2 separate regions of the Mus musculus genome follow, and region 1 is linked to region 2. Evidence: chromatin loops called from intact Hi-C (ENCODE). Cell type or tissue: gastrocnemius. All regions are shown on one strand. Each heading gives the region's core, and the rest is flanking DNA. Links, peaks and the distances in the headings are about the cores only. Region 1 overlaps Sgms1 (sphingomyelin synthase 1). Region 2 overlaps Sgms1 (sphingomyelin synthase 1).

Region 1 (12,162 bases), core at 1,899-9,898, 67 kb after region 2:
GTTCCCCTGGATCTGTTTCTATAGTAAGCTAGCAGTTAATCTGAATCAAGGGGGGATACGCCATTAAGGTACAGGATTGGGAATCCGAGGATGAACCCTTAGGTGGTCCTGGTGCACAGCCTTTCCTAGCTCCAGGCATAGGCTTGCTCTGCCTGTTGTCCAATCACAGGTTTATGTCTGCATCAGGATAACCAAGGTGAAGCTGGCAGGGAGGCAAGAAAATCTATTTCTCAATGGACAGACAACAAAGGGAGTAATGGACTGTTTATTATGAGGGTTAGTAATGACCAATGGACAGATAGTAAGGGTTATAATGGTCTTATCTCTTTAAATTATTATAAGCAGCTCATTATGTGAAGGTTTAATTATGCACTTTATATGTTCTAATTTTCTCCTAGACCGGAAGAAAGACTGATGAAGAAAAGTAACAGCATGATTGAGGTAAATGGACGTTTAATTCTTTTATGCTCTAGTGTTTATTTTCTGTCTTCAGAGAAATCTAAAGTAATGATCATGGTCAACTTGCATATATAAAGGTTGCAGAGATTCAGCAGTAAACACATCCCACTTAATTAATTTAGCTGTGGGTGTATATTGAACATGCACTTACTTATTCAAAATATAAATATTACTTTTGTCTAGCCCAGAGTAATTTTCTTCCAAGTATTTAGTGGCATGAATTACATCATACTTTTCATTGTAAGAGTTGTGTTTCAGAGTGTTGGCTGCACTTCTCACAGCATGGTATAGTAGGTTAGCTGTTTGCCACCCAGACTTTTTGGACTTTTTGTATGGTGCTGGCACCTGAAACTTGAGTCCAGACTGCTAATGTCCGTTTGTGTACTGTCAGGACAGTTGTTGGCGTTATTCTTCAAGATAAGCATTGAGGACTGCCATTGGGAACAGTTTCTATTACTGCTTTTGGGAGCTCAATATTTTTTCTCTTGTTTCCGTGCTCATTTTATTTTTCAAGCAGTGGCATATACATTGGTGTCTTAGGGTCACTGTGCTCTGCCGGAACTCCATCACTAAAGTGACTTGGTGAGGAGTGGGTTTATATCAGCGTATACTTACATATCACTGTTCATAGTCTAGGGAAGTCAGGACAGGACCTCAAATAGGACAGGACTCTGGAGGCAAGATCTGATGCTTAGGCCGTGGAGAGGTGATGCTTTCTTGCTTGCACTCCATGGCTTGTTCAGCCTGCTTTCTTATAGAACCCAGGATCACCAGCCTAGAGCTGGCCCCACCCACAGTGAGCTGACCCCTCTCTCATCCCTCAGGAATTAAGAGCATATTTTACAGGCTTACCTAGAGTCTGATCTTAGGAAGGCATTTTCTTATTTAAGGTTCCTTCCTCTGAGGTCACGTTACCTTCTGTTAAGTTGATATAAAACTATCCAGGACAATTGGTTAGTAGCTTCCCATGGCCCCTTTGACTCAGGGTAGACACTTTCAGCTCTTTTGGTTGTATTTCCTGGAATTTGTGTATCTCTCTGTTTCAAAACATAGAAAATGCTTTAAGTGTCACTTTAGTGCTTTCTTTAAAGACATTAGATTTCTGTCCTGCTTCCTGTTGAGTGAAGATTTAAAGATGACCCATGACTCTTAGGGTTCACTTTTCCTTCCTGCTGTTCCCACCCCTTCTCTTTTCCTTCTCTTCTTCCACCACCTTCTTCTACCCTTTTCTTTTATTAGGGGTGGGGAGGGACTGTAGGCTGACGCTGGCCTCAAACTCAAGAGTCCTTCAACCTCAGCCTCTAGGATTATTAGATATATACCATTATGCCCAGATCTCCGTTTGTCTTAATGCAATTATGTTATAGTGTGTGTATATGTATGCAAATATATATATAATTTAAAGTCTAATATGACCACACATAGTTTTGACTGAGCTCTGTGATGTTTGGTGGTGTGTTCCAGCCATGCTGAAGTTCTGAAGTTCCCGGCTGAGCCCTGCTCTCCACTTTCCCTCTCTCCTTTCCCTCTGTTTTTTTTCCCTCTCTCTCCCCCCTCCATTCCTTCCTCCCTCCATCTATCCCTCTTCTTCTTTGGCTTTGGAGTTTTTCACTTAGCCACTAAGTCTGGCAAGTCTTCTGTGGACTCCCATTTCCCTCATGCATGGTTGTGAGCACCATGCCCCTCTGTCTGCCCTTTTTGACTTCTCAGAGCCTGGTGATTACATTTAGATAATCCAGGGTAACCTCGCTATTCCCCTTTTGTTGTGATTTGAAAAAAATCAACCACATCATTTACCTCTATTGATCATATTTAGTATGAGGTAGGTAATGGCAATCTACATCATGTTTCCTAAAAGGTCTGGAGACTTTTTTCATCTTTGTAAATTGTAACTTACTGTAGAGTAACAGGTCTTTCTCTTCCCAGCCCCTTTCTCTTTAAGCCTTATTAATGGAATCTGCTGTTTCTTTGAGACTGCTTACTTTCTAACAACCTGACCGTGCATGCATGAAGCAGCACATAATAGATTCTTCTTTTTAAGGGTTGAATAGTATTCCATTGATTATACAACCATGTTTTCCTTATCCATTTATTTAGGTAGTGGACATAGAGTATGGTGACTTCTATTTTTGGCAATTATTAAAATAGCCACAGTGAATATAGGTATGCAAATATCTCTTCAAAATCCTGTTTTCAGTCCTTTCAGATATGTCCCATAAATGGAATTACTAGACCATATGGTAGTTTTCTGTTTAATTTTTTTAAAGGAGTTGTCTGTGTGTTCTTCATGCCAGTTGTAGCATTTTATATTTCTAAGAGTGTACAAGGGTTCCAGTTTTTCCACAATCTTGTCTGAAGTGAGAATTTTGTTTGTTTGTTTGTTTGTTTGTTTTTAAAGACACAGCAATAGAAGAGTGTTCTTGTTTTAATCTCAGGTGTGGGATATGGAGCTGCTTCTGACTGCCCACAGCAGCTATGATTTGCCTCATGTTCTAGCTGGGGTGTGCTTTTGACATTTTTTTGTGAGCGTGTGACATATGAATTCTGGGAACTTTTCAGGGCATATATCAATGCTAGAGACCCGATAAAGGGGGCTAGCTGCTGATTGGATATTGCTGGTTGTGGTTTGTTGCAGTTTGTCAAGTAGGCAGATGCAAATAGATGAAAAGAAATTAGCCTCATGTTGAAGAGCAAACTTGCTCCAAGGAACTCAGGGCCCCTAATGAGCAGGAAGTACTCTAACAACATTGTGTCCCCTTCCTCTCTAGCCTTCCTTCTCTCCTACCTGGTGTTAGGGGGTTGAAAGGGAGGAGGGAGAAGAAGGGTGGAGAAAGGTGGAAGAAAAAGGAACCCACGAAACAGCAAAAAGGTCAGGTGACACTTGTCACCACTTGTTATTGTCTGGGTTTGTTAATGGCTGTTCTTATGTGTGGGAGGCCGCTTCTGCCTGTGCTTTTGTCTCGCTTCACCTGATGCTTAGTGATGTTGAACATACATTCATGTACAGTTGACCATTTGCTTATCAGACGTCTGTGCAAGTGCACTGTGCTCTGTCTATTTTTGGTTATTTGGATTTTTCAGTGTTATATGCTAAGAGATCTTCACATTTGGCTGTCCATTTCTTTCAGATGTGTGGTTTGCAAATGCAGTCCATCTTTCACTCTGTTTATTGATTCCTTGCCATTTAACCCTGGTATGCTTTGCTTTGTTGGCTGGGCTCTTGGCATCATATCCAAGAGCTCCATTGGCAAATTGCTTGCCGTGAAGTCTTGTGCTTGTATTATTCTCTTCTAGGAATTTTAGTTTCAATTCTTACTTTTTACAACTCAAATCCATTTTGACTTAATTTTTGTAAATGGTAGAAGGTAAGAATCCAGACATTCTGTAGATTTTTAGGCTGGCTGCTATTTTGGAATCCTGTCCCTTAGTCCTGATGGAACCCTTGCTGGCTGTACCTCAGCTCCTCAATCTCTATTGTCACTCTGTCCTACCAGCACACACAGCACAATGCCCCTGGTGTCCCTTGTCTTCTGTGGGAAGGCTTCTGGGGTTCCTGACTGTATGGATTGTCATTATCATGATGCACTATTATTTTAAAGGAGACCTGGAGAAGAGGGGTCAGCTGTAATGGCCACCTACAATCTCAAAGTATGGCTTTGAAAAGTCACATTTGAAAGTCTTAAAAGAGCTACTCCAGAAATAATTTTCAAATCCATTTTTCTCTGTTGATTTTATTTACTTATTTTGTAATTCATCTTGTGGTGCTGGGAACTGAGCCCCAGGAACTTAGCCGTGCCCAGCAAGTCCTCCGCCCTGCAGCTCCATCTCCCAGCCTGTCCGCTTCTTTTTGGCACCCCTGACAGGTGACTGGTGCACTAGTACCCAGAGTAAACACTAGCAGTTTTACTCTCCAAATAGTATTTCATTTTCAAGGTAAGCTGAGACTTTTGTCATATGAAGCAAGGTGAGGCTTGGTGGAAATTTGAATGTATTATTTCCGTCTTGTTGAGATAAATCCATGGGGCTTTGGATTTATAGGTCGTCTGTTGTTTTTATTAAGAGGTGGTATGGTTTATATTACGTAAATGTAGATCTCTGCATTAACCTGAAGCTTTAACCGAATACTTTTACAGTGGCAAGAGGGGTCTAGGGTTTAACATTTTTGTCTCAGTATAGTTAGTTGGGACAGCTGCTTTTTTGCACCTCTGGTTTTAGTTATTGCAGGTGGAACATGATTTCTTTTCTCTTTTTCTTTCTTTCCTTTTTCCTTTCTTTCTTTGTATTGCCTTTGCTGCCCTGGAACTTGTTATGCTCAGCAAGCTGGTCGTGAACTTATAGAAATCTGCCTGTCTCTTTCCCACAAGTACTGGGAGTAAAGGTTTGCTCCACCATGATGGGCCAAACGTGATCTCTTAAAAGATGTTACAACTATCCAAAGTGGAGCATCTTTGTCCTTTGAGCTGTCTCTTCTCAGTACGCGTGGGTGTGATTGGGCAGTTGAGCGCACGCATGCCTGGCATCTGTGATGCTCTAGATTCCGTCCCTGGCACCCAGAGGGGAGGGGGAGTTAAGCCTGTTGTCATGTTCAGTAGACTGGTTATTTCAGTGCAAGGTTCAGGAATGGCGTCTTGATAATTTGTGATTGAGGCTTAGAATGGCCTTGCGTTTCACCATCGGCTTTAGATGAACCTCAAAAAGATTTAGAGCCTTATGGATTATAAAATGGGAGGGAAAGAGGAAGAGAGAAGCTGAGTGTTTAGTTACTTTTCTGTAGCTCTGGCTGTGCAGACCGGGACTAAGGCAACTTATAAAAGAAAGCATTTGATTGGGGGCTTGCTTACAGTTTGTGGAAACATGTGTAGGTAGGCAGCCCTGCCTGCTGAAACAGTAGCTGAGAGCTTACTTTTTTCTTCTCCTTCTTCAAGTTGGAGACAGAGATGGGCCTGGCCTGGGCTTTTGAAACCTCAAAGTTCACCCCTGTGACATAGCTCCAGCAAGGCCACACCTCCTAATCCTTCCTAAAGCAGTTCTGCCAACTAGGGACCTGACATTGAGTTTGTGGGAGCCATTCTCATTTAAACTTACCACAAGGGTTAAGGATTTAGTTTTTAATGAAGGAAAATGAATTATATGTGCTTTATGCTAATAAAAATGAAGGAAGTACAAAATCAAAAAGCTGAGACACAAGATGTGAGGTGTGGGGGAGGGGCTACTGCAGCTCTTTTTCAAGTTGTTTACCCTCATAATGCTGCTACTGTTACTGAGCCAGCCTCCTGCACGTGTAAGGTTAGGGTTAGCTTTGGGATTTTATGATGCAGTTTCAAAGTTAGCCTTAAACTGTCTGTCCCTTTGGTCTGAGATCACCTTTGAGTTCATAGGAGTGTACCATATTGTCTGGCTTGGAAACTTAGTACCTGACATGACCCTGGCTGAGAAACCAGCACACATGTAAAAGAGCCAGTTGCTGGATGTGAAACCGTAGCTGTCAGAGGTAACGAGGGAGAGCATGGCCTGAGCCTGCCATGCCTATCTGGATGACCCTGAGTCAGAGACAGGTGCTCAGTGGGCGTGGAGCCAGTCCTTTCCACAGGCCAGACAGTTGTTTTTCCTGGAATGTCACTCCTTAGCTCTGACTCAGCCTCTTTGATGGTCCTTCCGGTTGCCTGAGGGGACAAAAAGGAAAGCAGCAGTGATAAGCTTGACTCTGGCCAGGTGCTCTTGACAGGGAACTTCTGACTGGACACCTCACAGGCAACTTCTCTTGGGACAGAGCAGATGGTGTTGAACCTTGGCCAGTGGGTGCCCTCCAAATAGGCTTCCATTGGCTTTTGTACTTAACATGCTCGTCCCTGAGGCTGCCTCGGACCTGGTGGTAGGTGTGTTACCTGGACTGTACTCCATTGTCTGGAAATGGTACGGTGTGCTGCCTCCTTCTTTTGAGATTGGATTTTAAGACATCTGTTTAATTCTTGTGGAACTATACTTTTAAAATATGTGCTACTCCTATTTCAAACGGTCTTACTTTGTATCATATTAGGATTAAATATTAATACTTTCACCTTTTACTATTTTCATCGCTCTGCTGAGATTATTGTCATGAGAACTTATTTGAAATATACTCTGTTTCTGATGCAGGCTCTGCTGTGGTGGCTGCTGTCATTCTGACCTTGTCCAGCGTAAAGCTAGGGAAGCAGATGCTAGAGAGGAAAGGACGCGGTATTTTCTGGAGGTCTTATGTAGTTCACAAAAGTATCTCAGCAGATGAAGCCTTTTTAATAGAGGTCACATGGGACTGCAGCTTTCGCAAGGCCCCAGGGTGACACCCCAGTACTGTAGAGGTGACCAAATGGGAACAAACCCCAAGCCATCCACCCGGACGCCATGTGTGGACTCAGTGGCTGTCGGATCTCGCCGGAGGAGTTGTCCTGAGGCACTCAGACTTGAATCTTAGGAGCATGACATCCGTACTTTGTTGTCTTTGTTTAAAATGAGGGGACTCGTGATTTTAAAAGTCTTTGTGCTTAGGCTTCAGGCATGTTAAGGAGTTAGTAGTGGCTATCCATCCTGACAAATACTTTAACCATTTTTTCCCCTTCTACCTCCGGTATTGGGAATTGAACCCAGGCCCCTCTTTTATGCCAGTCGAGTACCTGGTCACGAAGCCACATCTTCGGTCCCACTGATAAATATTTAAAATCTTTACTAAAATCCTGGACTTAGGTATGGCAGGCCATTGAAAGGAACCAACCTGAGGCTTGAAGCCGTGGTGAACCTTGCCTGAGATCATGTGGTTAGAGGATGAAGGAGTCCATACTTGATGTTAGCTCTCTGACTTCACAGACTGGTCAACTCTGCCTCACTGGCTACACACAGCAGTGACATTAAGGAGGCAGCCTTACAGAGAATGTCCTTACATTTCACACCCACACAAGGGCATTCTGAAGCTCTGGTGACAGCATTCTCCTTGGAGAAGTGGTGGCTTCTATTGGCCCTGCTGCTTCCTTTTTGGGGGCGGGGGGGGGGGGCGGGGGGGGGCGGCGGCGCGGCATTTCAGATTTAGGTTAGAAGGTATGTCTGCTTGTGAGCTGTGTCCTCAGTGTAGGCTTCTCTGGATGGTGGCTGCAATTGGGTCAGCTTGTTTTTGTACTTGTGTCACATAGCAGGTTGGGACTGGAATTTGACCTCAGCATCCCACAGAGGAGGATGGTTCTACCATTCTTATACAAATTTCAGAATTCTAGCTTGTATACCTGTCCTTGGTCACAGTGAAATGCTGCTCTTCCACTCCTTACCACCCTCTCCCTCCTCTCCCTACTCCTGTTTCCTGTTAACTAATACATAACTGTTTTGAAACAGGCTATGCTTGCCCAGTGCCATGATGAGAGGCGTGCCCCACCAGTTTCAGTGCTTCCCTCTTTATCTGATTCTACATAAAAATCTGCCATGCGTGTCCTAAAGAAAATGGCACACACTTTTTATTCCCTGCACTCAGGAGGCAGGGGCAGGTGGGTCTCTGATTTTGAGGCTGGCTTAGCCAGTTCCAGGACAGCCAGGGCTACATAAAAAGTCCTTTTCTCATACTACCAGGAAACAAAATAAAAAGAAAATTAAAAAGCAGTACTTAGAAGTTGCCACTGGCAATAGTTTGGTATGGAGGCTTCTGTTCTTATTCCTGTGAATATGTATGCTTTTAAAAATAAGATACAAAATTAAAATCATTGTTTTATATATATGTGATCGTCCATATTTATTTTACCCAGTACAATGCATGCATTTCTGCCATAGGCTTAAATGTCCTTCTGTAATGAGCTTGTGGCAACAGTCTTCTCTGTAGATAACAGCATGGATGCATCGGCCTGGTGTTGGGCAGATATGATCCTCATTCACCCGAGGCCACGCTGGTGTGTATCAAGTGAGAGCTGGCCATCCACTAATCTTCATGTCTCTTTAAAGTAGTTAACAGTGGTTATTAATGATGGTCAAGAAAACCCATTTTTAGTCTCATTCTGTTATACATTATAACAGTTTCCCTGGAAGACCCTATATAAACAGGCAAGAACAGAAGAGTATTTGTTTGTTAAGCTAGGGTATTTTAGAACCTCTGTTTTCTTTCTTTGAAATAGGCAGCCTATCTATGACAAGTACCTGAGACCTCTCAATTCTTATTTTCAAGTGGTTTAGCCCTCTTGTTCACCATACTAGTTAATGAAAACTTTTCACGTTCTCCTTTGTTGACTAAATATTTGACACAGACTAGCCCTGGTTATTTAGACCAGTGGGCTGTACTTGGCCAAGGAAGCCCTGGACCTAACGAGAGTTCCTGTTCTAGGCCTTGGCTTAGGCACAGAGACCAGTGATCACCATAGACCAGAAGACAGAAAAGGAAACGGCCGAAATCTGTGGTCTGGGACTTGGCTCAGTGGGAGAAAGATAGTAAGCTCTATAACTAAGTAAAATGCCTGTGTGCATATATCTAATAAGAGTGCGGGGGGGGGGGGGGGGGAGAAGCAGGCGTGGTATGTACTGTGTGCGCATGCGTTTGTCTACATATACGTTCTCGTGTGAAGTAGGGAGTCCCTGAAGTGGTGAGTGAGAAGGGACCATCCAGCTATGGGTGTGGCCGAGGAGCTGAGCCTGCTTACATTTGGGGTAAGGGCATTCTAGTCAAAAGGTTTAGGAAGTACCAAGTTCCTGAGACTTCAAAGGATGCATGCAAGCCAAGCTGGCCCAAGCGTAACCATGCCAGAATCTGCATGCTTTTCAAGTCGTTTTAAAAGGAATTGTTCTTCATTCCAGAAAGGTTTCCAGTACCTGGGAAGTCTTATACATTATAAGTGATGAAAACTTGGCTGTGTTGGCTCTCAGACCAAAGTAATGGATAGCAGATAGGTTAGAGTAAGTGCTGCCCACATGTAGATAACAAAACTGTAACATTACAACTGCTATCACTAGGCTTACGAGGCTAACAGTATCTCAGGAGCCACTTCTGCCTTTTCTTTTTTAATAAGACCTGTTTTCCTTCAAAAGTTCTAGTACTCTTGTTTTAAACATGAAACTGTGATAGTTTTATGGAAGTTGACACAGGCTGCGGCTTGGGAGGATGTGTGCATGACAGATAAAACATAGGCTGTTTCCCTCCATTTGGCTCAGCGGCCTTCTTTGGGGTTTTGTGAGCTGAGCCTGCAAGAAGGCAATTGACAGAGGTCTTCCGGACCCAAGGCTCCCTTGGTGAGGTCAGTATGAGTTCCTTTGCCCACTCCTATCCTTCTGTCAGGCTGGGGAGTAAGTAGCTGGTGGCTGATTCTCCAAATACTTGATATTGTGGTGGTAATAGTGGTGGTCCAGGGATCTCTCCCACCCCTGCTGGTGTTGGGGAGTGGGGGAGGGTAGCCTAAGGGGGGTGATGTGCAGGGGGTTTCCTCCTTCTTGGACTGATGTGTGTGTGTTGGGCAGGGGGTGAGGGGAGATTCAGTCTATAAATGCTGTTTTGCTTTCTTGGCCAAGATGAAGAAAGGATGTTTAGAAATTAATCTTGGATAAATTGGTTGCCAGTGGGTGCCGTTCATGGTGGTGTAAGTGTGGCTCTCATATTTATCCTTAGACTCTTGATTGAAGCACTTTGCTGTTAGGGGCCTCCCAGCGGTGTTACTGAGTTCAGTGACAATACAAATCTCATTTAGTACTAATGTTTCCATGGCATTTTGCTCTAAAACCAGTTTGTGAGGATGCCCCAGTGTGAAGGATACAAGTCTAGGCAGAGGACAGCCCTTGCTCTGTGTTCTATTGTTTAAGAAGGATTCCAGTTAAGGGCAAGAAGCTAAGGTGCTACTGGGTTGACGTCCATGGGAAGTAGCAAATTTTAAATAGTGGGATTTCAAATAAATAAAAATTGTTTTGTTACCTTCCCCCTCTGCTCCCGAGAGCTTCCTATTGCATAGCCAAAGCTAGGTTCACACTTGTAACTCTCCCGCCTCCATCTCAGAGTGCCTTGTGTATCAGCCTTAGTTCCTAGCAGAATAGAGCGGATGCTTAGAGGTTTAGCCATGCTTGTCCTGAACTTTGATTAGCATTTCCTGCAGGGCTGGCACGCTTGTTACAGTCGACAGGCCTATGTGGACCTGCCTTCCATCACCTAGGATTTATGGCTGCCTTTGGGAATCACTCAGGCTATGTATTCTGAGGGTATATAGTTACACAGAGGGCTGGGGTTGAGGCCATTTGAGTGGGAAAAAAAAAGAAGCCTCAGGACAATGAGAAGTTCTCTCAAGTTCTTAACTGAGAACTGGCCATTGCCTTTAGTAATGCTTTAGGTTATTGGTGATGTGAAATGATGGCTGTGTGTAAGATGGAGGGTCAGAAGCAGCCTGGGAGACTATGAGGAGATAGATTCCTGAGAATGGGCCACAGCCATCTTCTTTGCCTTTGAGGCATGTGGGGCAGTTGGGTTCCTTGTGCACAGCACCCATGACACTGCTGGGGCTATGGTTTGGGGTGTGACAGGCTTGAGAAAGTGTGCAGTACACAGTTGCTTAATTCTCTGTGCTATGGACATGGATATCACTAAAAAGTAGCTGAGCAAAAGTGTTATCTATCACACAGCATAGAGACTCTAGTTGACGAAATACTGCTGATAATTTCTGGAAATGGATTTGAAGTATTTTTACCACAACAAAAGAAATATGAAGGTTAATGCTTATGCTGATTAGTTTGATGGTGTCAGGGTAGGTACAGGCTTATCAAAGTACCGTATTACACAGGATAATTATATGCGAATTCTACAACTCATTTAAAAAACAAAAACAAAAAAGAAAGGGAACATGACTTATTTTGACTGGAGCTAAGAAACAGGCTGGGTAGAGATAGTTACTAAAACAAGTTTTTCTTAAAATTATTCAGTTCTTCAGAAGTTTTAACTGAATTTGTACTTTTCTAGTATTAATATTACATGTGTGATTATGAGAGGGGAAAAGAATCATGCATTTTCTCTAAATGTATTTAGCACTTTTTGTTTCCCTTGTTGGGGGCTGATCAGAATGCCTGAACACTTTGTCACTGTGCTATTATCCCCAGAGCCCCCCTTTTATATACCTCAATTAATCCTTTCTTGTCTTTTACTAGACTGAGAATTTCAATTATAATGTATAATTTTTTGTTCATTTCTCTAGTGACTATTTTTCTTACCTGGAATACAGCAGAAGTGTAAAAATACCATTGAATGAAAGTACAAGAACATCTGGGTCTGTCTTATTCTTTCCTTTCATACGCCTTTCCTCACACAGTGTTAAAATTGTTTAAGTTGTTAGTGATAGGACAGGGGGGTTGATGGCTCAGTGGATGATAAACTCTGGGTATGCATGGAGACCTAGCTGCAATTCTAGCGTTTGGAAGGAGGGGCAGAGGATCGCCAAAGTAAACTCAGGTAAGAGTCTTCATGTCAGACACACACGCACACACGTTGGCAGGTTAAATAAAATTAAAGACATGTTGTTTTTAATTCAGATTCTATGAAGATTTTAATGCAAACATCCACAGACCATGTTCATAGGAAGCTCATGATTCCTCTTCCTTTTTGAAGTAAACTAATGAATTACTATCGCTCTAGAGATGGAGGATGTTCCTGATGGGCATGGTGGCTAACACTGATAATTTTGGCTCGGGGGAGGCTCGGGAAGTAGTACTATAAGTTTGAGGCCAGCCTGGACT
Region 2 (12,162 bases), core at 1,922-9,921:
TTTGTGTCATGTCACGGTGCCTGTGGCAGTCGGAAGATGACTTGTGGGCGTCGGCTCTCTCCTACATGTACAGTTAGGAATGACCTTGAACTCCCCATAGACCTACTTACCAAGCCTTCTGAATCGAATTACATTTTAATAGTTGCCTTCTGTTAAGTTCAAAATTACCTTTGTTGTTGATCTTTTTAAAGTCGTCCGTATTTTTTTAGTGTCTAACAAGTGTGGTACCTCAGAGGTCCAGAGAACAGAAGGGGATGATCACTGAGCCCTGGCTGTGTAGTGAGCAAGCACATGATCGCCTCTTTCTCATTGGCTGCTGGCATTTGTATTTCACAGGTCTTTGATGTGTAACTGAGGATATGTGTTAGTGAGCTTTCAGCTATCTGTAAAACTGCAAGCATAGATGCTGTGCTGCTCTGCCCCAAACATTATTCTTTGCCCCAAACATTATTCCTTTATTACTAGAACAAGTAATTGGGCCAAGCCATTGATTCTGGTGTAGGTTGTCCTCTGACTATGGGAGTTCTGCCAGTCTCAGGTGCTGTGCCTCCTGCACTTGGGCCCACAGAGATAGAACAGCTTTCCTGTGTCATATTCTATAGCAGCTCTCTCCTAGTGAGGAAGAATTCGTTTAGTCCAGTGATGTGGCCGTGTTTGTGTGCTAGCCAAACTCTGGCGACCAAGAATATCTACTGGGCTCGTTTCTGAAGAGCTGTGCTCATTTGGAATATAAACCTTTCATTTACTTGAGAGAAAGTCCAAATAATCTTGTAATGGGTAAAATGAGGGTAAAGTCACCTGCTTTGTGAAGTTCAGAGTGAACATAGGGTTGGAAGAGCAGTGCCCTGTATTCTGAGCAGGAACGACTCTTGTTACGTTTGCTTTTCCAACTCCCATCTCTGTGGGTTTATGACAGAAGCTGTGTGCCTTGTTATGTTGCTGTGGGTGCAGTTTATTCAGCAGGAAAAGCTTTAGGAACAGAAGAACACACAGAGAAGGCATCTGGGCTCCTCCCATGTGGCCTCCACAGCCAGGACTACAGCCCTGGGGACTGGCTGGCACCTCTTTTTGATTCTCCTGCCTGTGGAAGTCTGACAGGAGAAGACATTAGTAAAGTTTTTGTAGGAGGTCACTCGCCTGTGATCTGGTAACTTTGGGACTCTAATGAATACCATTTTGAATGTGCCAGGGCATAGGCACCATGCCAGTCCCTGTGATATTATAAAGCCCTCCTTGGTGCTGAAGGGCAGTGCCATCTCCATATGTGTGCCAGTGATGTAGCTGCCTTACCATCTTCAACTCTGTCTGCCAAAAACAAGCGTGATTTTTATATTCAGATTTTGGGTCCCACTACTTTGCTAAAAGCGTGTACCATTGGTCTTTAGTTTTTTCAAAATAGGATTGTGGCATATCTCAAGGGGGAGATTTGACTTCTTTCCCACTTCTTTCTCCCCATCTCCTTGATCAGTCCATGATATGCAAGACTAGATCTTTCTAGGACACAGAAAAAGCTTCCTATTTATTTTGCTTCTTGACGCTGTGCCTGCGCCTCTAGCACAGAATCTTGGGTCCTAAGCCAGGAAAACCTAGTGGCGCTCAAGAGCAGAACCTCTCCCGAGAAGAAGGGGCTGCCAGGAGCTCATGGCTTGTTTCTAGGAGATTGAATATTACCTGGAGAGAAAACCCTGGTGACTGTGCCTGTCATTTGAGTCTAATCCTACTTCTGATGGCTCTGTCCCTGGCTCTCTTATTTGAATTGGATTCAAGTGACTTCCTCTTCTTGAATGTCTCCTAGAGCAGGTTGCTCATCCAAGGTTCAGCATCTTTATTTTCAAGGCTTTTTTCCTTATCCTCCATATTGCCTTCAAGTGTGGCAACTTGGAGCAGACGCCTGTGAACTTTAGTATAACTTCTCTAAGGCCAGACACCACAGTTAGCCGAGTAAGGCATTTGCTGTGCACATCGTCAGGGGACCTGTTTGCAGTGGTTCAAGGTCAGTGTAGATCCTGAGCTCTGGATATCTTCCCTTAGGATTTAAAGGTACAGCAAATATTGTCTTCAACAAGTGACGGCATGATATGCATGCATCATATTTTATCAGGCAAGTCACTGTGATATTCTTGAAAATATAGTTTTCAGTAGCTAGGTGTGGTGAGCATGCCTATAATCCTATAATCCCACTACAGGATGGCAGGATGGTCCCAGATGTGAGATCTTCTGGAGCTAGACCCTGTCTCAAAACAACAACAACAACAAACAACACAAACAAGTACCAAACAACACCACTCCCTCCAAAAAGACCCCTCCCAAAATGTCTATAGTGGGAGTTTTACTGTTTGCTGATTTATATTGCTATGAGATTAAAAATAAAGTTGGAAAAAGTACTGACATTTAGAAAATGAGAAATTTCCATGGTATCTGTTGAATTCTGTTGATCTCTTGTGCGTAGCATCACTAGTATAAAATTTGACTAAAAGAAAATAAAGACCTTGTATTTTCATCTTTTTCTGTGATTGAAACATGATTTTTTTCAATTCAGTTCTTTCCTAAATCCTGCGTTCTCGGTTTGTTCACTTTCCCCCATATGTCCTAGCTCTTCCGTGAGAGCCACCCCTTCCTTGCTTGGCTCTCATCCCCTCATCTCCTTTACCCTCTCTTGAAGCAAGTCCTTAGTGATTCTTCCTCCTCAGAGCATCTTACACTAACCAGTTCCTGTTAAACCTGCCACTCCCAGGTCTTGCTGCCTGGTGGCACCAGTCAGATTTCCCTATCCCACAACCTCAACCGAAACAAACCTCCTTCAGTACATAACTTCCCAATATGTTTGGAGTGGAAACTTAAGAGTCCTTTGGAAAGTTAGTTGTGTTGAATGGTGTTTTGCTGGGGCAAACACGTGAAGGAGTGTTTTCCCAAAGTGGACACAGGTGAAAGGTAAGGTAGACTGGTGAGGGAACATTTCTCTGAGGTAGATGCAGATAAAGAATGTTCTGCTAGAGCAAGCACATGAAAGGACACATGATGAAGGATTCTTTGCTAAAGACACACATGTATTGGTCTGCCTTACGTGCATGGTTGCGCTTCATTTGCTGGGACTCCATAGAGAGAAACTTGCCAGAGAACTTCTGGTGGTGTGCCTCAGATTCTTGCTGCTTTCACGGACTTTGGCTGATTGGCAGAGGGATGTCAGTTGAGAGAGATACATGTGCTGAGGCAAGACCCATAGAGAACATGTGATGTTTAGAGGGCTCTAAACTGGACTCGACAAATAGTGATGGAGACAGAGCTTGGCTTGCTTATAGAGCTAGCTGTGCAATGCTTGTGGGACTCCAGTCTTCTCTGATCTTCAATTCCCTGAGAGAGGCACAGTCGAGAACTTCTCCTGGTGTCCCTTTGGGTCCCTCCTGCTGACTCCAGCCAGGCTGAGGCCTGGCTATCTCTGCTAGGTACTTCCACCACTGCTGATTCTTGTTTGCTGGCCCAATTCTACTGAGCTGGACTGCTAGTGTATTTGTGAAGTTTTGCGAGTGGGTTGACCTGCTGCTGTTGTTTCCTGTGAACTGAACTGTTGATTTCCTGACAATGCAGATGGGATTTGTTCCAAAGAACCTTTCTAAACAGGTCCACTTCCCTGTATCCTTTCTTTTCCACTACCCCTGGTGGGTGGTGGGCTAGAAGGGAGGTTAAACTGTTTAAGAATCATTATTAAAAATAGAGGTTGAAAAATTAAAGTTACACATGTTAGGTGAAATAATAGTTTCCTAGCCTCAAAATCTCATGTAATTTGTTGGTTACCCACACATGCCATGGTCCTCCTCTGTTCCCCTTTCCATCGCTTAGATTCAGCTATGGTGACTCGATTCCAGTTCCGTTGGAATAACCTCCACACTTCCCCTTTCCTGTCTCTATTTGCTTAGAAATAGTTGTTCTTCAGTTTCTCCATTACATGTCATGTCTAAGGTCTTAGGTCAGAAACCACCCTAGTATTGCCTCTCACTCAGCCTCTGGTGGCCTGCTCTGTTGGTGTAGAGAATAGAATCTCTGGCATGAAGTAGTTCTTGAGTGAAGAATGGAAAGCAATGATATTTATGAATATTTTAAGTGCTGCTTAAAAACTCTGAGGAAAGGACTATCCATTGTGTGTGGCCAAAATGCCATGGCTAATATACCACACTGCCTTCCTGAGCTTTCTTAGAGTTGTTCTCGCAAAGGTATTTCTGGCCCACTGGATTATCTAAATAGGCGTGTGGTATGGAATATACCTACTCTTTCTGTTTTTAGCAGATGAAGGCACAGCATTCCTTCATCTGGATGTTTAGGAATTTAGGCTCTTATACTACTTTTTACCTTTTTCTTTAATATTTATTTTCTTATTCTTAGTTCTGCATGTGCATGTGTCTTTGTGCATGAGAGTGAGTTCCGGTTCTCACAGAGGCCAGAAGAGGGCGTCACATCCCCCTGACCTGGAGATGAAACTGATGACAAGTCACCCAACCTGGGTGTTGGGAACTGAAACTGGGTCCTCTGAAGAGCAGAAAGCACTCGTAACCACCTAGATATTTTCAACTCCCCCCCCCCGCCCCCCGTATTGATTTATATCAACTTCTTATTCTCTGGATTTTATGCCAGGTCATAAAGGTCAGATAACTTAACATAAGATAAAGATGACATGTATTCATGAGGATAAAGAAATACAGGGGAAAAAGTAAAACCCTAATATAGGGTTGTATGATTACATTCAACATGCCTTGACATGAGTACATGTCTCATCAGCCTAAAGTGTAAAATTTAAACATAACACTAAAAGTTTTAATAAATACTTTATATTTGAGCATACAGCAGGGGCTCTAGTTTTCTTTCAGTGTTTATCTAATTTTTAAATCAACTTAAAAAAAGATTTAGTGTATGTGTGTGTGTGTGTGTTGGGACCACATGTGTATGTGTACCATATACACACAGGAATCTGCAGGGACCCCAGGAAGTGGAGTTCTAGGCAGTTGCTGGGCGCTTTTTCGGTGTCTTCTGCAGAAGCAACAAGTGCTCTTAATCTGTGAGCCATTTCTCCAGCCCCAGGTTTTTTTTTTTTTTACTTTACTGTTTTTATATTAAATTAATTTTTAAGATGATTTTTGTGGTTTCCCATTGAATTAATTTTGCCAGGGAGGTTGTCTTTTTTATTTTTTTTTTATTTTTATTTTTTTAAAAAAGCCTAACATATACATTGTCCCATTTTATTTATTTATTTATTTTTAGATTTATTTATTACATGTAAGTACACTGTAGCTGTCTTCAGAAACACCAGAAGAGGGCGTCAGATCTCGTTACAGATGGTTGTGAGCCACCATGTGGTTGCTGGGATTTGAACTCTGGACCTTTGGAAGAACAGTCGGGTGCTCTTACCCACTGAGCCATCTCACCAGCCCCCTTATTTTTTTATCAACTTGAAAGAAGCTAGAGTCCTCTTGAAAATAGGGAACCTTAATTGAGGAATCGCCTCTCTCATATTGGCCTTTGGGGATGTCCGTAGGGCATTTCCCCAATTAATGATTGATGTGGAAGGGCCTTGCCCACACTGAGTAGTGCCAGCTTCTGGACCAGCTGTCCTGAGTTGCATAAGAATGTAATCTGAGCAAGCTACTGGGAGCAAGCCAGTGAGCAGCGTTCTTCCCAGGAGTCAGTTCTTGTCTCTAGGTTCCTGCCTTGGCTTTAACTTAATGGACTACAACCTAGTCCTACAAAAATCTAGGATATGTAAGCCAAATAATCCCTTTCTTCCTCAGAATGCTTTTGGTCATGGAGTTTTATTACAGCAATAGAAATCCTAACTGAGACACGAGTCCATCTCAAAGTGATAAAATATAAGTTGTTAAGAAGACATTGCCAGCTTTTAACTTAGTTGCATGTCATTCTATACAGACACCAATCACTGGTGTTAGAAACGTGGCAGAAGTTCAATTGCAGATTTCCTACTATTGTAAATAATTATTAAAAATCCCAGCAGTGTGGGCTATATACCCACCCTTAACCATTTATGTTCCTGGATGAAAGCACACACACAGCCTTTATATTTTTAAATAAGCCTTAGGCAGCACAATAGCTGGGCAACTGTCTGCCCACCATGTTGTTAGAATCTACCTTTCCATCGATAACTCCCAGCCATCACTCATTATTTCTATGTTCCATCTGGGCTGCTCTTAGCTCCAATTGGCAAGCACACAGGATCACATTTTTTTTACTCCTACCCCTTGGCAGCCCTCTCTCTCTCTCTCCCTCCCCTTCTCTCCCCCTCCCTCTCTCCTTCTCTCCTGGTCATTCTTCTTCTATGGGCAACTTTTTCTTTCTCTCTTCTGTTGTTTCTCCTCTGACCCAAGCCCTTGGAAACTCAACTCTACTTATCTCTCTTCTGCCAAGCTATTGGCTGCAGGCATCTTTATTGACCAATCAGAATTAACTTGGTAGCAGGGTCCCAGGAGCTATGTACAAACTCCAGGTTTTGGGGGCCGCACTTAGCATTACAATAGACAGTTAAAGACAAAAAACCTCAACACCCACCTCTACTGCTTACTGAGTCACACTTTCTGAGCCCCAGAAATTTGCCTTTTTCTTTAGCACTTTGCATTTTAAATAAGCTGCAGAAGCTAGCGCACCAGGGCCCTGTATGCAGTGAATCATTGCTGTTTTGAACAGGGTCTATTTGAGGAGGCTCACAGGTCTTTTACTCTCACCCATACGTAAAGTTGTCATCTGAAGACTGCCTGTCAGGAAAAAGTGCCAGTATTGACTTTGTAAACCTTGAATACTGCTAGTGTCCTTTCCAAACCAAATACAGATGATCAACAAGGAAACCTTTCCTCAGACGGTTGAGTCCACTGGCCTTCAGAACAGTAGCCCTCTGAGAACTGACTCAGGTAGAAAGGAAGTGAGAATCTGATCTCTTCTCTCCAGCTGAGTGGAATTCTCTGGAAAGTCCTAGAAATAGGTTGGTGGATCCCTTTGCCTTCCCCAGGGCATTTATAGCTTTCCCTAGCTGCCCAGGGCACAAGGAGTGGACTTAATTTAAACAGGACGGGACCAGTTATAGCGTTCTTGGGATTCCTGGTGACACAGGTAAGTCTCCATTGAGTTCTAGGCCATCCTGGTCTAGATCATACTGTGTCAAGCCAACTAGAACTATATAGTGAGATGCTGTCTCTATAGTAACAAAAAAGAAGCAATCCCAACACTAGCATTTTGTGTGTGTGAGTCCAGGTTTGGTGTTATGAGCTCATGAGATCACCTCAGAGAAGGTGGGAAAGTCAAGGTGTGGAGAAACCGTTTCACAACAGGTTTGGTCTGGGACTGGACTCTGAAGAAACTTACAGGGTTTATCTTCCATCCATGGTAGAGCTCACTCTGCTGCTGCTGCTGCTGCTGCTGCTGCTGCTGCTGCTGCTGCTGCTTCTTCTTCTTCTTCTTCTTCTTCTTCTTCTTCTTCTTCTTCTTCTTCTTCTTCTTCTTCTTCTTCTTCTTCTTCTTCCTTCTTCTTCTTCTTCTTCTTCTTCTTCTTCTTCTTCTTCTTCTCCTTCTCCTTCTCCTTCTCCTTCTCCTTCTCCTTCTCCTTCTCCTTCTCCTTCTCCTTCTCCTTCTCCTTCTCCTTCTCCTTCTCCTTCTCCTTCTCCTTCTCCTTCTCCTTCTCCTTCTCCTTCTCCTTCTCCTTCTCCTTCTCCTTCTCCTTCTCCTTCTCCTTCTCCTTCTCCTTCTCCTTCTTCTTCTTCTTCTTCTTCTTCTTTTTGGTTTTTCGAGACAGGGTTTCTCTGTGTAGCCCTGGCTGTCCTGGAACTCACTTTGTAGACCAGGCTGGCCTTGAACTCAGAAATCCGCCTGCCTCTGCCTCCCGAGTGCTGGGATTAAACCACCATGCCCGGCTTCTTCTTCTTCTTCTTCCTCTTCCTCTTCCTCTTCCTCTTCCTCTTCTTTCTTTCTCTTTCTTTCTTTCTTTCTTTCTTTCTTTCTTTCTTTCTTTCTTTCTTTCTTTCTTTCTTTTTTAGTTTTTCAAGACAGGATTTCTCTGTGTAGCCCTGGCTGTCCTGGAACTCACTCTGTAGACCAGGCTGGCCTCGAACTCAGAAATCCGCCTGCCTCTGTGGTACCCACCTTATAATGCATGCCTGGATGGACACTGTTCTTGGCACATCCTTGGTACGTCACATTAGGAACAGAGTCTAAATGGGATAGGCTGCCATTCCTACCTCGAGTGTCTGGACATTTGTAGTGGTCAGCATGCTCACAGAGTATATATTATCAGTGTAGAATGGTGTATGTTCCTCAGTCTCTGAGAGAGCCCTGACCAATGAATGGTTCCTCATCCCAAATCTTGGCTTTGTCTGTGTCTAGTCCAATGCTTCATCATAGCATGTACTGAAAAAGTTGCTCATTGGATACAGGCAGTGTGGGCTTAATTATGCTCAGGAAGGGTTAGGGTTAGGGTTAGGATTAGGGTTAGGGTTAGGGTTAGGGTTAGGGGTGGTGTCATCCATTTTGGGTTCTCTATTAGACTTAAACTTCCTGGTGTTGAAATGTGGGCAAGAGTTCTGACCCAGAGAATCATCCTGAGCTGTTTCAGTCCCGCTTAAAAAACACTTTTATAAAAACTGTAGCCTATTCTTACATTGACATGCCAATTCTATAAAAATAAACAGGCTGTGTGCTAAGTAGATTAGGTCTTAGCATCACAAAAGGAGATAGGGACCTGAGAATCACAGAGATGTGTCCTCAATACAACCCCAAGTCATTACCTTAGCAAGTGGGAGAGTTTGGAAACGGAAACAGCTTCTTAACTCTGAAGCTTGGCTTTCAGAGAAAAGGTCATTTGCCCATCATCAGAAAGCTATAGAAAGGGTTTGATCTGAAAATTAACTAAGGCAAGCAGAGGATCCCGGGACACTGGGTGACTAATACTAGTCATTCCGTTACAAATGTGAATTGAAATACAGTCCCAGAAGAATGTGTTTTGGGCATGATACTGCATGGCCTGTAATGCCAGCACTTGGGGAGGCAGAGACAGGAGGACTGGGGCTCAGGCTCATTCTTGTCTACATAGCAAACAGGCTTGCCTGGGTTCCATGAGATCCTGCCTCAAACAACAACCACAACACAATGGACAAGATGTCATGCTATGTCAAAGAATAGAGTTGCTACACTAAGCAATATAGCTTGTTAACTAGAGATGACCAACTGCTTAACAGATTTCAAGAATTTGGAAACCAACTACAAATTTAGCTCTCAGTAAAAGCATCAGGATGACTTGGAAAATTCAGCCAAAGTTGGTTGAGCAAAATGTAAGTGCTGAAAGACTCAGAAAGTTTTTTGTTTGTTTGTTTTTGTTTTTTTTTTCTTTCCCCTAAAAGGCCTCTTGTGTCCAAATGAGAAACAATTTGTGGATCCTTTGTCTCCAGTGAGCCTATTTCTAAGGGTTATTTCTATGGAAAGGATTAGCTCTGAAGATGAACAGTGAACATGGGATGTGACCCAGACAGCTTCTAGTATATGCTCCAATTTGTTTATATAATAGACTGTTGTATATTTGTGTCAACGATGCTGAACAAGCATGGCACAAAATGTTTGATAAACAGACTTCAATGAGCATATGAGAACATTGCAGTCAAGTAGTGATGGGGACACGGGGCTTAAAGACATCTGTCATAGTACTCACTGGATTATCTTCAGTGGAGTTCCATGTTGGGGTTTCCCTTCTTGGTCTTTATTAATTATAGAGCTATCCATGAGCATACTTTCTGTTATTAAAGCAGTTTGAAATAGTAAGCAAAACTATATTCAAATGTATGGGTAACTTGGCAACTTTTCCCCCAAAAGAATGTGATGAGTCTAGTCCTTTTAATTCAAAATAATGAAATAGCCAGTCATCTTAAGTCCAAACATTAGTGGTTCCAGAGAGCTATTTGCCCCTCCCATCCCAGTCTGAACAGAGGAAATGAGTGAGTGATTAGGAATGAGTAAGAGCCGGAGGACTTGGGCCAGCTCATCTGTGGAAAGGAAGAAGGAATATTAATATAGTCCAAGACAGTGTAGAAACCACACCAACACAGCAGCATTAAGTGTTTGCCCAGGAAATTTGAGACTGAGAGGCCTTTCGTCCACTTGTGGGTGTGTTGCCGGAACACCCAGTATGCTTAGGCTTGCCTAACTACCTTATCCTAGAAGAGGTGGATTCAGGCGTGAGAAACAGCTTTTCTAGTCTAAGAGCTGATTCATGAAGCCGTAACGCTGGCTTAGTGAATTGTTTCATTAATTGTCTTTTGAGCCAGGGGCTGCTAGTGAATACCTTTATTCCTAGCACTTGAGAGACAGAGGCAAAGGCAGGGCAATGTCTGTAAGTTGAAGGCCTGGCTGGTCTACATAGTGAGTTGAGAGAAGTGGGGGCAGAGTGGGGAGAGGGAAAGAGGGAGAGAGACTGATTTTGAATTTATGCTTTCTACAAGTCTGCCTCTCACCTGTAAGTCTAGGGTCATCTGTTTATAGAATGATTCTAGCTGGACTTCTGTGAGTGCGGCATCCTGGAAAGTACAAGAGTTTCTGAACCCATGTAAGGCTCGCTCCCTATCTCAGAATATACTGTGATGTGGGTGGGGCTATGCATAATAATGACGGCTGTCTGTCTAATATGTCATCAGCAACTTGTCATGCTAAGATGGACTAGGATTCTGTTTTTGTTTCTAAAGTCTCAGATAATCAAGTCAGCAAGAAACATAAGAATGTTAGGGACTTAGCCTCCTAGTTTTCCAAGTGAATATGTATCCCTGTCTAAAGATTTCCTCCTTCTAAAGTTTTATTAATAAAACAATGAGTGTACAGGATTTCCAGCCCACTTCCTCTTAGAAAGAACAGGGCGGGGCAGCCTGTATCCCAGCTGGGACAGGAAGGGCCCCTGCTCCCACGTCTGGCCTTGGCTCTCTGCCCTTACAAGCTGGAGGGAGGGCTTCTGGGCGAGCAGATGTAGCCTCAAGTCAGTATGGTTCTTTGCCTACTCTTTGGACTGGGCCGACGGGCCAGGGAGAGACACGGGTTTAGTCTGGGAGTTGACACCTGTAGGTTCACCTCTCTTTGGCTGCTGTGATTTTGTTGGGGCTGTGACATAAAAATGACTCTTTAAAGTCTGGAGGTATAACTCTGAAATAAGACTGACTATCTTAGATTCCATTTTTGAATCACAAGCTCGGAGATCAGATAACTATAAAGATGTTGAAAGCAGATATTTTCAACAGGGAGCGGGGAAGATATTGTTCCCTAGGGAAGAGCACACCAATTGGTTATCCAATACCAAATCGTCAATCCTGAAAACATACAAACAAGTAACATTGTACAGACTGAGCAGGCTGTACTTGTATATCTAGGAATATATGTTTATATACATATATGTATATAATAATAGTTAAAGGAAAAAGAGGCTATGAATTTGAATGCAAGGAGGAGGGGCATATGGGGGTATTGGACAGAGGCAGGGAGGGGAGAAATGAAATAATTTTCCAAATAAAAGAAGGAATTAAAACAAATTGTTTGGGCTTTTGATTGGGAATGGACTAGAACCAATGAAACAACAAAACTCCTTGTAATGCAAGAAGGATGATCTATGTGGCCGGTGTTTAGCAACTGTGAAAAATTCATTTAATGTGTGATGTTGGGATGGGTGAAGACAAAGCATCCTTTGTTGACATTGGTGATAGCATTGGTGATGCAGCTCAAGCAAAGCTGGGCTCTGAGCTGTAGGCTTGCCCATCCCGAGCTCACTGTGAAACTGCAGGCTCTTCCTGTGCTGCAGGCTCTTCTTCATGTCCCAAAGCTCAGTTAAGTCCCCAGTGACCTGATATGTAAGGCGACTGAGTACAGGCTTTTAGCTAGGGCTGAGAAGGAAGCTGTGTTGAGTTCAGCAGGAACAAGGAAATCGCCCCCCCCCCCTTTATCTGATGAGACCCATCACATGGAAGGACTTAAAAGAAAGCAACAGCAGCTAGATAGTGATGTTGCTTAGCTCATAGAATCCTTGCTTGGCATGGATGTGACCCTGGGTTAGATCCTCAGCAGCCCATGAAACCAAGTGTGGGCATGAGTGCCTTCCTGTCAGCAACTGGGACGAGGAGGCTGGAGGATGAGAAGTTGAAGTAAGGATGG

Evidence for each region. A loop is a pair of places that touch in the nucleus more often than their neighbours do. Peaks named below come from ENCODE experiments on the same cell type or tissue, not always from the same donor. Only the 100,000 strongest peaks of a DNase experiment are listed, where the experiment ranks them.
Region 1: a loop joins it to region 2, with 2.0 times the contacts of the local background. A loop is called at or near these places in 4 of 42 quality-filtered maps.

The regions. Positions count from the first base shown.
Region 1 is chr19:32,236,273-32,248,434 of GRCm38, reverse strand. It overlaps Sgms1 (sphingomyelin synthase 1), which reads left to right. Exons shown (of 10, transcript NM_144792.5): 4 at 399-441. Among named protein-coding and RNA genes, the nearest start is that of Asah2, 140 kb to the right of the region's middle. In gastrocnemius, for the core only: no CTCF peak of the experiment used is centred there; DNase peaks (open chromatin) are centred at 4,984 and 6,065; H3K4me3 peaks cover 321 bases; H3K27ac peaks cover 2,915 bases.
Region 2 is chr19:32,302,971-32,315,132 of GRCm38, reverse strand. All of the region lies in intron 2 of Sgms1 (sphingomyelin synthase 1), which reads left to right. Among named protein-coding and RNA genes, the nearest start is that of Sgms1, 79 kb to the left of the region's middle. In gastrocnemius, for the core only: CTCF peaks have their summits at 4,446 (motif pointing right) and 5,281 (motif pointing right); DNase peaks (open chromatin) are centred at 5,588 and 6,210; H3K27ac peaks cover 3,028 bases.